Linked DNA regions of Homo sapiens: region 2 is linked to region 1. A link is a contact called in ENCODE Hi-C or POLR2A ChIA-PET data. All regions are on one chromosome and are shown on one strand. The core of a region is the stretch at or near the end of the contact, and the rest is flanking DNA. Distances in the headings are between cores, read along the strand shown. Region 1 overlaps LOC107985960 (a long non-coding RNA gene). Region 2 overlaps LOC107985960 (a long non-coding RNA gene).

Region 1 (5,224 bases), core at 1,691-4,190:
GTGGGTATGTCTTTATTTATCACCCTCCATATTGTATAAGAATGATTGGATCAGGTGTCTGTTTCCCTTACTAGAGAGCAGAGTCCTTAGAAGTAGGCACCTGATGTTAACTCATATTTGTAGATCCTGTGCCTGGCACACATAGGTGCTCAATTAATAGTTCATGAATCGATTTGTGGAGTCTGTCTTTGAAAAGCTCATTTTAAAACATTCCAAATGATGGTGATTCCTTAGAAAAGTTGCTTTCCTTTTTCTTTCCTTTTTTTTTTTGAGACAGAGTCTCACTCTGTCACCAGGCTGGAGTGCAGTGGCGTGATCTTGGCTCACTGCAAGCTCCACCTCCCAGGTTCACGCCATTCTCCTGCCTCAGCCTCCCGAGTAGCTGGGACCACAGGCGCCCACCACGGCGCCCAGCTAATTTTTTGTATTTTTAGTAGAGAGGGGGTTTCACCATGTTAGCCAGGATGGTCTCGATCTCCTGACCTCGTGATCCGCCTGCCTCAGCCTTCCAAAGTGCTGGGATTACAGGCGTGAGCCACTGCGTGCCTGGCTGTTTTCCTTTTTCTTTTGAGACAGTGTGTCACTCTGTTGCCTAAACTGGAGTGCAGTGGCGCAGTCATAGTTCATGGCAGCCTCAACTTTTCGGGCTCAAGTATCCTCCTACCATGCCTGGCTAATTTTTGTATTTTTTGTAGAGACAGGGTTTTGCCACGTTTCCCAGGCTGGTCTCAAACTCCTGAACTCAAGCGATCCACCTGCCTTGGCCTCCCAAAGTGCTGGGATTATAGGCATGAGCCACTGCCTCCAGCCTGGAAAAGTGTTTTATTTAGGGCAACATTCATGGGGCTATTTCTCAGGAACCATATCTACTTCTGAGTCTTTAAATGCTGAAGAGGGAGAGGATCTCTAGGTCATCAGGACCTCAGATGGGGTTTGTTAGTATTATTTGATACAATGATTATCACAATGGAAATTTCTTACGTCTTCAACACTTCACAATTTATTATTTATTTTTACTTATTTATTTGTTTATTTATTTTTGAGATAGAGTCTTGCTCTGTGGCCCAAGCTAGAGTGCCGTAGCCTGATCCTGGCTCACTGCAGCCTTGAACTCCTGGGCTCAAACAGATCCTCCCACCTCAGCCTCCCAAGTATCTGAGGCTATAGGTACACACCACCATGCCCTGCTAATTTTAAATTTTTTTTTTGTAGAAACAGGGTTTCTAAACATACAAAAATTAGCATGTTTCCCATGCTAATTTCAAACTCCTGGGCTCAAGTGATCTCCTGCTTTGGCCTCCCAAGTGCTGGGATTACAGGTATGAACCACCACGCCTGGCCTACTTGACAATTTCAAACCCTTTCAATTTTATTGTCACATATTATCGTGTGTACTTCTTATCTGTATGTCTGGGGAGACATATTTTTAAATCTTATAAAAATCAGATGACCTTGGCAAAATGTGGTGGCTCACAATTTTGGGAGGCCGAAGCTTGAGCCCAGGAGTTCAAGACCAGTCTGGGCACCATAGGGAGAACTCATCTCTATTTAAAAAAAGAAAAAGAAAAACGTGGGTGTGGTGGTATGCTCCTATAGTCCCAGCTGCTCAGGGAGCTGAGGCGAGATGATAGATTGAGCCCAGGACTTTGAGGCTGCAGTGAGCTATGATCGTGCCACTGTACTCTAGCCTGTGCGACAGAGTGAGACCCTGTCTCAAAAAGAAAAAAAAAATAGGCTTTGTGACTTGTCTGAAAGCCATATTTTTAGAATTAAGTACCATGTTGCATGTACTCGACACATTTATTGCATACCGACTATATGCTAGGCACTGTAGAAGGCACTGGAGATACAGAGATGGAAAATTATGATCCTTCTCATATTCAGTGCATCGATACAAAGTGATGAGGACTCTATTAAAGGTGTCATTAACAGCTCTGGGAGCAATAAGCAAGAGGGCTTGATAATGCCTGGAGAGATATGAGGGAGGTGTTAGACCAAGGTGATGGTAATGTGGATGAAGATGGGGATGGTGGTGATCTCATCAGCAATATACAGTGCTTACCAAGTGCCAGGCACTGTTCTGGGTGTTTGCACATATTAACTCACTTGATCCTCACAACCACCCTATGAGATAGGGGCTCTTAATATTTCCATTTTACAGATGAGGAAAAATGAGGCATGCAGAGAGTAGGTAAATTGCTCAAGATTGCACCAGCAAGTGGTAGACATTGTCTACTATTTCTTGAATTTCTGAAACTCAAGAGCAAAACAGCAATGATAATATTGGCAAAGAATGGGGTCATCTGCTGCCACCAAAACCCACTTTCCCTGGCCCCCTTTCTGAGGTGCAGCCCATTTATTTCTTGAGCCAATCCTTGAGTTTGGCAGGGCCCTTCCTGTCCACACGATGAACCTGGTTTGTGGCACTGGCCCCATGTATCCAAACGGTCCACCATGGACAGAGGGTCATGGTTAAGATCTGGGATTTCAAATCAGACAAACATGGGCTGGACTTCTGGTTCTGTCCATTCTCAGCTATATGATCTCTGAGCCTTAGCTTTACCATCTGTAAAATAGAGATAACAGCCATGTCTGTGCCTCTGTGGCCTTTCATGTCAGCAGCTTTTTGCCCACCCCACACCCCTCACACAAGACGAGGCCCTTGAACTAAACAGACACTGAAAGGAAGGCAGCCTGGAGGCCTGTGGAGCTCCCTGGCATGATTGGAGCCATTGTTCTGTCGCTGGGGAGGGCCTTCTGGAAGAGAGGGCAGAGGGCTGCAGCACCTTTGGTAGACATCTGCCTCAGAGATTTCTTCTGCCTTGCTGTTTGGAGACATAAGCTTTTCCTTCAGAGGGTGAAGTAAGTGGAGATGAAAGAAGCTACTTCATGGAAACAACAGTTGTGACTGGCAGGAGGGCTGGCAAGAGGCCTGGAAGTAGGCTCAGCCCAGGGTTGTGTCCCTGGGGTGCACCTCAGAGAACTTGGGCCAACAGCATGCTCTCTGTTTATTCAGGAGTTTCCTCACTGAACCCTCTGAGGAAACAGCTTTGTAAGGAAAGGGAAAACATATGGGTGAGACAAGGTACTCAGTGGCCCAATGGAGCCCAAGTGGCTGCCTACAAATTGGCTCCTACCTTGATACCGAGGGGGAGAGGATCCCTCCGGTTCCTGCCCTGCATGGGCTCAGGGCCAGTTGTATAGTGCCAGGCCCTTGTGAGTGGCTGGCCTATGGCCACTGCCTTCTGGGAGACCTGGTACCTTTAGGGAGGTCCATTTACTCTTCCAGGCCTTTCAGGCCCCTTCAGTCGTTTCTGAGAGGCATTAACTTGCCTGTTTGTAACAGAAATATCCATCTCTTCACTCACTTTGCTCCACCTCTTCTTCATCCTTGGTGGGAAGAGGTTTTAAAAGCATAAAAATATACCAAAATTATGCTGTGAAATGTTATAATATGAGCAGGCGAGACGTTTGTTTTTCTAATGAGGGCTTTACTTGGAAAAAAGAATTGGCTGGGCGTGGTGGCTTACACCTGTAATCCCAGCACTTTGGGAGGCCGAGGTGGGTGGATCGCCTGAGATCAGGAGTTTGAGACCAGCCTGGCCAACGTCGTAAAACCCCGTTTCTACTAAAAATACAAAAATTAGCCGGGCATGATGGAGAGTGCCTGTAATCTCAGCTCAGGAGGCTGAGGCAGGAGAATTGCTTGAACCCCGGAGGCAGAGATTGCAGTGAGCTGAGATCACGCCACTGCACTCCAGCTTGGGTGACAAGGCAAGACTTCGTCTCAAAAAAAAAAAAAAAAAATTTTATGCCACTTTCCCAGAACAAAGGGCAGACTTCAGGGACCTCATGGCTGTGAGGTCTTGGTGATGCTGGTGATGAGGTCGGTAGGCATGAACAAGGCTGAGGGTGAAAGGAGGGAGGGAGACTAAGGAAGCAAGACTTGCTCATATTCAGAGTTTGACCCCATATGGACTGCAGTAAGTCCATCCTTACTGGAAGTCCATACTTAATGGAAATTATTTTACCATCCTCTGGGCACTCAGCTACCTGTGATCAGCTACAGGAAACATTGGGTCCTTTCGGGAATTGGACTGTGGTGTCTAGGGGAGGATGGAACAACACGGTCTCTCTTGATTCAACAGCCCTGGTGTCTCCCACATGTCAGCAGCATGCTTCATGCGAGAAGAGACCAAGGAGCTGAGTGCCTCACGCTCTTGCTGAGGAGACAGTGTCCACAGTAACAGTCGCAGCGATTGAAGGGCGATAGAAGTGAGAGCCTCCCGTGGGGGTGGTCAAGAGAGGCTTTATAGAGAGGCAGGTCTTCCCCTGGCCTCAAAGAATGGCAGGACAGAAATGGAATGGGATGTAGTGCCCGGCCAGGGAGAGGATCTCCAGGGACACAGCTGCCTAGAGCTGGTTTTAAGTGTGGCTGTAGCAAGGTCTCTGAGGGAGAGCTTAACTCTGCCTTGAGATCCTTCTTTCACCATGGACTACTGGCCCTTGATCAATCAGTGCACACGACTGGACCCAGGACTCAAGGCTAAACTGAAGGGCCTGGGCCAGCCCGGGTTTTAGGGCCCAGGAGATTCTCTGGACTCTGGGCTTCTTGGCATCCTGTTATAGAAGCACCATTTATACATTTATATTGAAAAATAAGCGCGACGGAGGGAGATCTGATGCCCTCAACAAAGCTCAGAAAGACTTTTCTGGTTGAAGAAATAAGCATTGCACACACCACAAGTGCAAAGCCTTCTGCCCAGACCCTTTGCTGGAGAGCTGTGCCGAGCAGAGGGCAGGTGGTTGTGGTGCAGGCTGGGCTGCAATTGGCTGGGCTCAGCATGCAGCAGTGTTCCGAGAGTGTGGGTTCTGCTGGTGCCCAGATGGCTTCAGGGTGCCTGATAAACTTCTCTAGCTCTGATTTTCAGGTCTGCAACCCTCTTGCTGCCTCCTTCAAGGGCTTCCACCAGAGGCGACATAACGTGGCCTGGACTGTTCTACTCTGGGCCTCACCTCCCACTCCACCCACCTTGTTTATCTGACCTTCTTCCCACGGGAACATTAAACCTCCCAGAAATATTAATATGTTTGATTTTTTTCTCCTTTGTAGCTATTTAAAAAATGTTCTCCTTTTTGTTTTCTCCTTTAAGAATTTATAGGAAAGAAGGATCTTGGAATGGTTGGTGCAGATAATGAGAAAAGATTGGGAGCTTGTTACAAT
Region 2 (5,071 bases), core at 196-2,695, 46 kb after region 1:
CCTTGGCTACCCTCTCGCTGTCACCCTCCTCCCTCACTTTGAGTGCAGACTTGTGCTGTTAGAACTTCAGCAGCCATCTTGTGACCATGAGGCCACAGACAGAAGGATGAGGCCAACACTGAGGATGGTGGAGAAGAAGGTTGGAGAGCCTTAACCACAGGTTACTTCTAGGCTTCTTTTTAAGTGGCAAAAATTTTTCTTTGGTTAAGTCATTATTAATCAGGTTTTCTGTTACTTACAGTTAAATCAATACTAATGGGCACATCGGGTTTCTTCATTATACATTACTCCAATTTCTCCCTGAAGTATCCACTCACTGTCCTGAGTTCACTCCTCAGAGCCAGACATGACAAGCCCAGTCTTTCTCCATGCAGGAGAATTGTAGATGTTTATAGAGAATTCTTGAGTCACTCTGAAGCTTATTGATATGGTTTGGATGTTTGTCCCCTCCAAATCTCATGTTGACATGTGATCCCGAATGTTGGAGGTCATGGTGGAGCCTGGTGGGAGGTATTTGCTTCATGGGGGCGGATCCCTCATGAACAGCTTGGTGTGCCCTCCCAGTGGCAATGCCTTCCCTTCATGTGAGATTTGATTGTTAAAAAGAGTCTGGGATTTCCTCCTCTGTCTTGCTTTCTCCTCACCATGTGACACACCCGTTCCCTGTTTGCCTTTCACCATGATTGTAAGCTTCCTGAGGCCCTCACTCCAGAGGCAGATGCTGGTGCCATCCTTCTTGTACAGTCTGCAAAACTGCGAGCCAAAATAAATCTTCTTTCCTTATAAATTACCTGGTTTCACGTATCCCTTTTTAGCAATGCAAAATGGACTAATACTCTTGTCTTCTCCAGCTAAACAGCACTATTCCTACATTATGCAGTCCGGGGTTGTGTGAATCACGCTAGCCATTTATTCTCTGAATGCACTCTGGTTTGCATCCTTCTAACTGGACGGTAGGCAGACCTGAAGTTGATATTCCAGGGGTCTAACCAGGAAAAATGGAACTGATTACCTATTCCCTCCTTTGCATCTCATTTTTCTATCAGAACAGCTTCAAATTCAGCTTTTCAGGTGCCCTCATCTGAGTTAAACCCCTGACCCATTTTCATGTGTTTTGCATGGACAGTTTGTTTTATTTTGGTTTATTTATTTATTTTTCTCAAGTGCAGGACATTCCCTCATCCTTATTAAGTTTTCTCTTATTAAATTCAGGCTGGCATTCTAGCTTGTTGAGACTTTTGGGGATTGTAATTGGGTGTTTGCTGTTCCTTTCAGCTTCCTGTCCTCCACAAATCTGATAAGCATGCCTCCTCTGTCTTCATTTCAACTCCTTGATAACAAGTGCAACCCAGATGTCAGTTGACGTCACCCTGTCCTTTGAGATTTAAAATAAAATTAACTCGAGCCCCTGTCACACATCCTGTGGGAAGTCGGAGGCCTCCTCCCAAAGATCTTTGCAAAGCTTCAGGGCTTTCATGGCCACTTGTGGTTCCAAGGCCTCCTCCAGCTGGCCTTGGGCTCACACACACCCCACCTCTGGCTGCTCTCCTCTTCAGCCCATGCCAACCAGACTCTTTCCTTGATTTCTTTAAGGAAACTGCTCATATAAGACATGTGGGTGTGTGGTAGACTTCACTCAAGACGTGCAGATACAGGGTGCATTTGGAGTGAAGTCGTGGTTGCACAACATGTACTTACATTCAAGTTATTAGGTATCCTTTTTCTGTCCTGGAAAGCTCCTCAGTAATAACAGCACCAGGACCTTCTCCCTAGCTTCCTTTTTCCAGGTGCTCCTCAAAACTGCCCAGAAACCCAGATCCCAAGTTTTCCCATTAACAGCCCTTGCCCTGGTCAGGGTTTGGGGAGGAGAGCGGGCAATGGGAAACATAAGGGTAGACCCTGGGCAAATTTGTGAAGGAGTGTTTAAGATGCCCCCAGCCTTCCTTTTTAATTCAAGAGTAAATAGTAGATTGCATTTAACCCAACATAATCAAAATGTGAGAAAATATATTCCTGTTGTTTAAGCCAGCCAATCAGTGGTATTTCGTTATGGCAGTCCTAGTAAACTAATGTGACATGTGGTCAACATAAAATATATATATATATGTTAAGGAGTATAATGGGTTGAAATGTGGTCCTTCAAAAGTTGTGTCCATGTCCTAACCCCTGGAACCAGTGAATGTGACCTTATTTGGAAGAAGGGTCTTTGCAGATGTAATTAAATTTAGGATCTCAAGGTGACATCATCCTGGATTATCAGAGTGGGCCCTAAGTCCAATGACAAGTGTCCCTATAAGAGAAGAGGAGGAAATACAGAGACAGAGAGGTAAAGGCCAAGTGCAGACAGAGGCAGAGATGGGAATTATGCAGCCACAAGCCAGGGAATTCCTGGGGGCGTCCAAGAATTAGGAGGCTCTGTTAACATCTTGGTTTCAGACTTCTGGCCTCCAGAACTGGGAGAGAATAAGCTTTTATCATTTTAAATTACCGAATTTGTGGTTGTTGCAGCAGCCCTGGAAAACTAATATGAGGAGGGATTTTGTGTTCTTTGTTCATTCTTTGAAACGTGGTGCATATTTTTTATTTCTAGCACAGCTCAATTCAGAATAGCCGCATTTCATGCCAGTTTATTTGGGAAGTGATCCCAGGCAGTTGGAGTGAGGGAAGGGATGGAGTCATAGGGCAGGAGGCCAAGATGCACGGTCAAGTCTGCGCCAGCACACCCACCCCTCCCTCATGCAGTTCACTTTTATGTCCTTGTGCCCACAATGGCCAGCACCTTTCAGGTACAAGGGGGCTCCTGGGGCTGTCACTCAAGCTGGAGTTCCCTCCCAGGGTGGCAACCGTTTCATCCATGTGAAACTCAGAGCCACCTGTGCAGTCTCCCTCAGGGTGCTGGCTGGTGATCCGAGCTGAGCCCTGTGGCTGGGAGGCTGGGAAGTTTCCCCAACGATGTCCACATCCTGCCCTTCCCAAGATGGAGGATCCGTGTCCACATTCCCACCATTCTTTCCCTCCTGCATTAGTTTTCTAGGGCTGCCGTGACAAAACGCCACAAACTGGGTGGCTTAAACAACAGAAGGTTTTTACCTCACAGTGCTGCAGGCTGGAGGGTGAAGATCAAGGTGCAGGAGCATTGGTTCCTCCCAAGGGCTGTGCAGGAAGGATCTGCTCCACACCTCTCTCCTTCTCCCAGGGCCTCTTCACATTGTCTTCCCTCTATGGGTGTTGATCTCCGTGTCCAAATTCTACCACCACCTTTTTTTTTTTTTTTTTTTTGAGACAGAGTCTCATTCTGTTGCCCAGGCTGGAGTGCAGTGGTGCCATCTCGGCTCACTGCAAACTCTGCCTCCCGGGTTCAAGCGATTCTCCTGCCTCAGCCTCCCGAGTAGCTGGGACTACGGTCGCCCACCATCATGTGTGGCTAATTTTTTGTATTTTTGTTAGAGATGGGGTTTCACTGTGTTAGCCAGGATGGCCTCGCCTCGGTCTCCCAACCTTGTGATCTGCCTGCCTCGGCCTCCCAAAGTGCTGGGATTATAGGTGTGAGCCACTGCGCCCGGAGTAAATTCCCCCTTTTTATAAGGGCACCAGTCATATTGGATTAGGGCTCACTTTAATGACCTCATTGTAATTTGATGACATCTGTAAAGACCCTGTCTCCAAATAAGATCACATTCTAGGGAGCAGGGGTTAGGGCTTCAATATGTCTTTTTGTGGGGAACACAAATTCAACCTATAATACCTCCTTCTGGTTTCACCTCATTATCAGACCCAATGCCCCTGGGCTTTACCTGGAATCTGTGGTCTATTTATTTCTCTAAATCTCTATATTTAGTTTCCTCATTTGTAAAATAGGGGCCATCATATTTATTTTACAGTGTTGTAAGGGTTAAATGTGATAAAATATGAGGCCATGCTATACAATATGAGCTGGTGTTCTTGTTGCTTCCCACCACCACCCCCTGCCCTTCATACACCCTGACTAAGAGGTGGGACAAGGCTAGCTGGTTCCTGGAATCTGTCACCAGCACCGAAGTAGCCAAAACAGACAGTGTGACATAAATCTAAGATAAAATTGGATTTTTCTAAAGGGAATCCACCAAGGAATAAAGTTAGACTACCCAATATGCAAAACTATAGAAACAGATGAGTGTGTAGGATCCCTATAAAGATTTTAACATAGGAAGAATGAGTGCAGGTAGGCTTGGCTGGCATGTGGCTATAAAGTTTGCCCGGGGTTAGCCCATTCCCCTTGCTTCCATCTTGCCTGCCTCACTTCCCTAATCCCCTAGTGTGGGGTCATTGGCTGGTGCTCATGGCCAAGCTCAGTTCTCCAAATCCTGTGGCCTCATGCATAGCCCATCACCAAAGGGACTCAGCTTAGCATGGGTGCCCCAGCTCGCACTGTTCCCACATCCTCCCAGGGACCGGGGCCAGCCCCTCAGAAGTCTCATGGTTCAACTCAAGGGATTTCAACAGTGCCTGCTCTGTTATGCATCCACCTAGGATCTTTTCTTGAGTGGAAGGAGAAAGTAAAATCTTTTTTTTTTGGAGACAGAGTCTCGCCCTGTTGCCAGGCTGGAGTGCAATGGCGTGATCTCGGCTCACTGCAACCTCTGCCTCCTGGGTTCAAGCGATTCTCCTGCCTCAGCCTCCCAAGTAGCTGGGATTATAGGCATGTGCCACCACACCTGGCTAATTTTGTATTTTTAGTAGAGACATTGTTTCCTTCATGTTAGTCAGGCTGGTCTCGAACTCCCAACCTCAGGTGATCTACCTGCCTCAGCCTCCCAAAGTGCTGGGATTACAGGCATGAGCCACCACGCCCGGTCAATTAAGTCTCCATTTTAATCTTGTGTAACTGGGCCCATTCTCCTACCCTCACTAGCAATATGAAAGATTGGAGAGGAGAGGGGAGCACCTGATAAGGCCTTGTATGAGGAGGCGTCTCTGAAAGCCTTGGGTTGCTTTGCTGTCTTCCCTGAGCTGGGGTAGAGTAGAAAGAATTAGATGATGGGGGAATTTACTGCAGTATAAAAGCATAAACCTTTGGCCAACATGAAGATTT

The links. A loop is a pair of places that touch in the nucleus more often than their neighbours do. ChIA-PET counts read pairs that join two places held with the same protein, here RNA polymerase II (POLR2A). Pooled maps may share reads with other maps.
Region 2: a map of GM18951 shows a loop between it and region 1 (2.7-fold over the local background). The contact joins two enhancer-like sites. A Hi-C loop is called at or near these places in 1 of 168 maps with a recorded cell type or tissue (GM18951) and 2 of 50 pooled maps. POLR2A ChIA-PET finds 5 or more read pairs at or near these places in 5 of 52 experiments (AG04449, CD8-positive, alpha-beta memory T cell, H1 and 2 more).

Annotation. Positions count from the first base shown.
Region 1 is chr2:172,309,096-172,314,319 of GRCh38, forward strand. The region is part of intron 3 of LOC107985960 (a long non-coding RNA gene); the gene reads left to right. Among named protein-coding and RNA genes, the nearest start is that of ITGA6, 120 kb to the right of the region's middle. Within about 2 kb of position 2,941, at least 4 of the 41 ENCODE cell types and tissues checked have a DNase peak (open chromatin) inside an H3K27ac peak, as active enhancers do.
Region 2 is chr2:172,356,229-172,361,299 of GRCh38, forward strand. All of the region lies in intron 4 of LOC107985960 (a long non-coding RNA gene), which reads left to right. Among named protein-coding and RNA genes, the nearest start is that of ITGA6, 69 kb to the right of the region's middle. Within about 2 kb of position 1,446, at least 3 of the 41 ENCODE cell types and tissues checked have a DNase peak (open chromatin) inside an H3K27ac peak, as active enhancers do.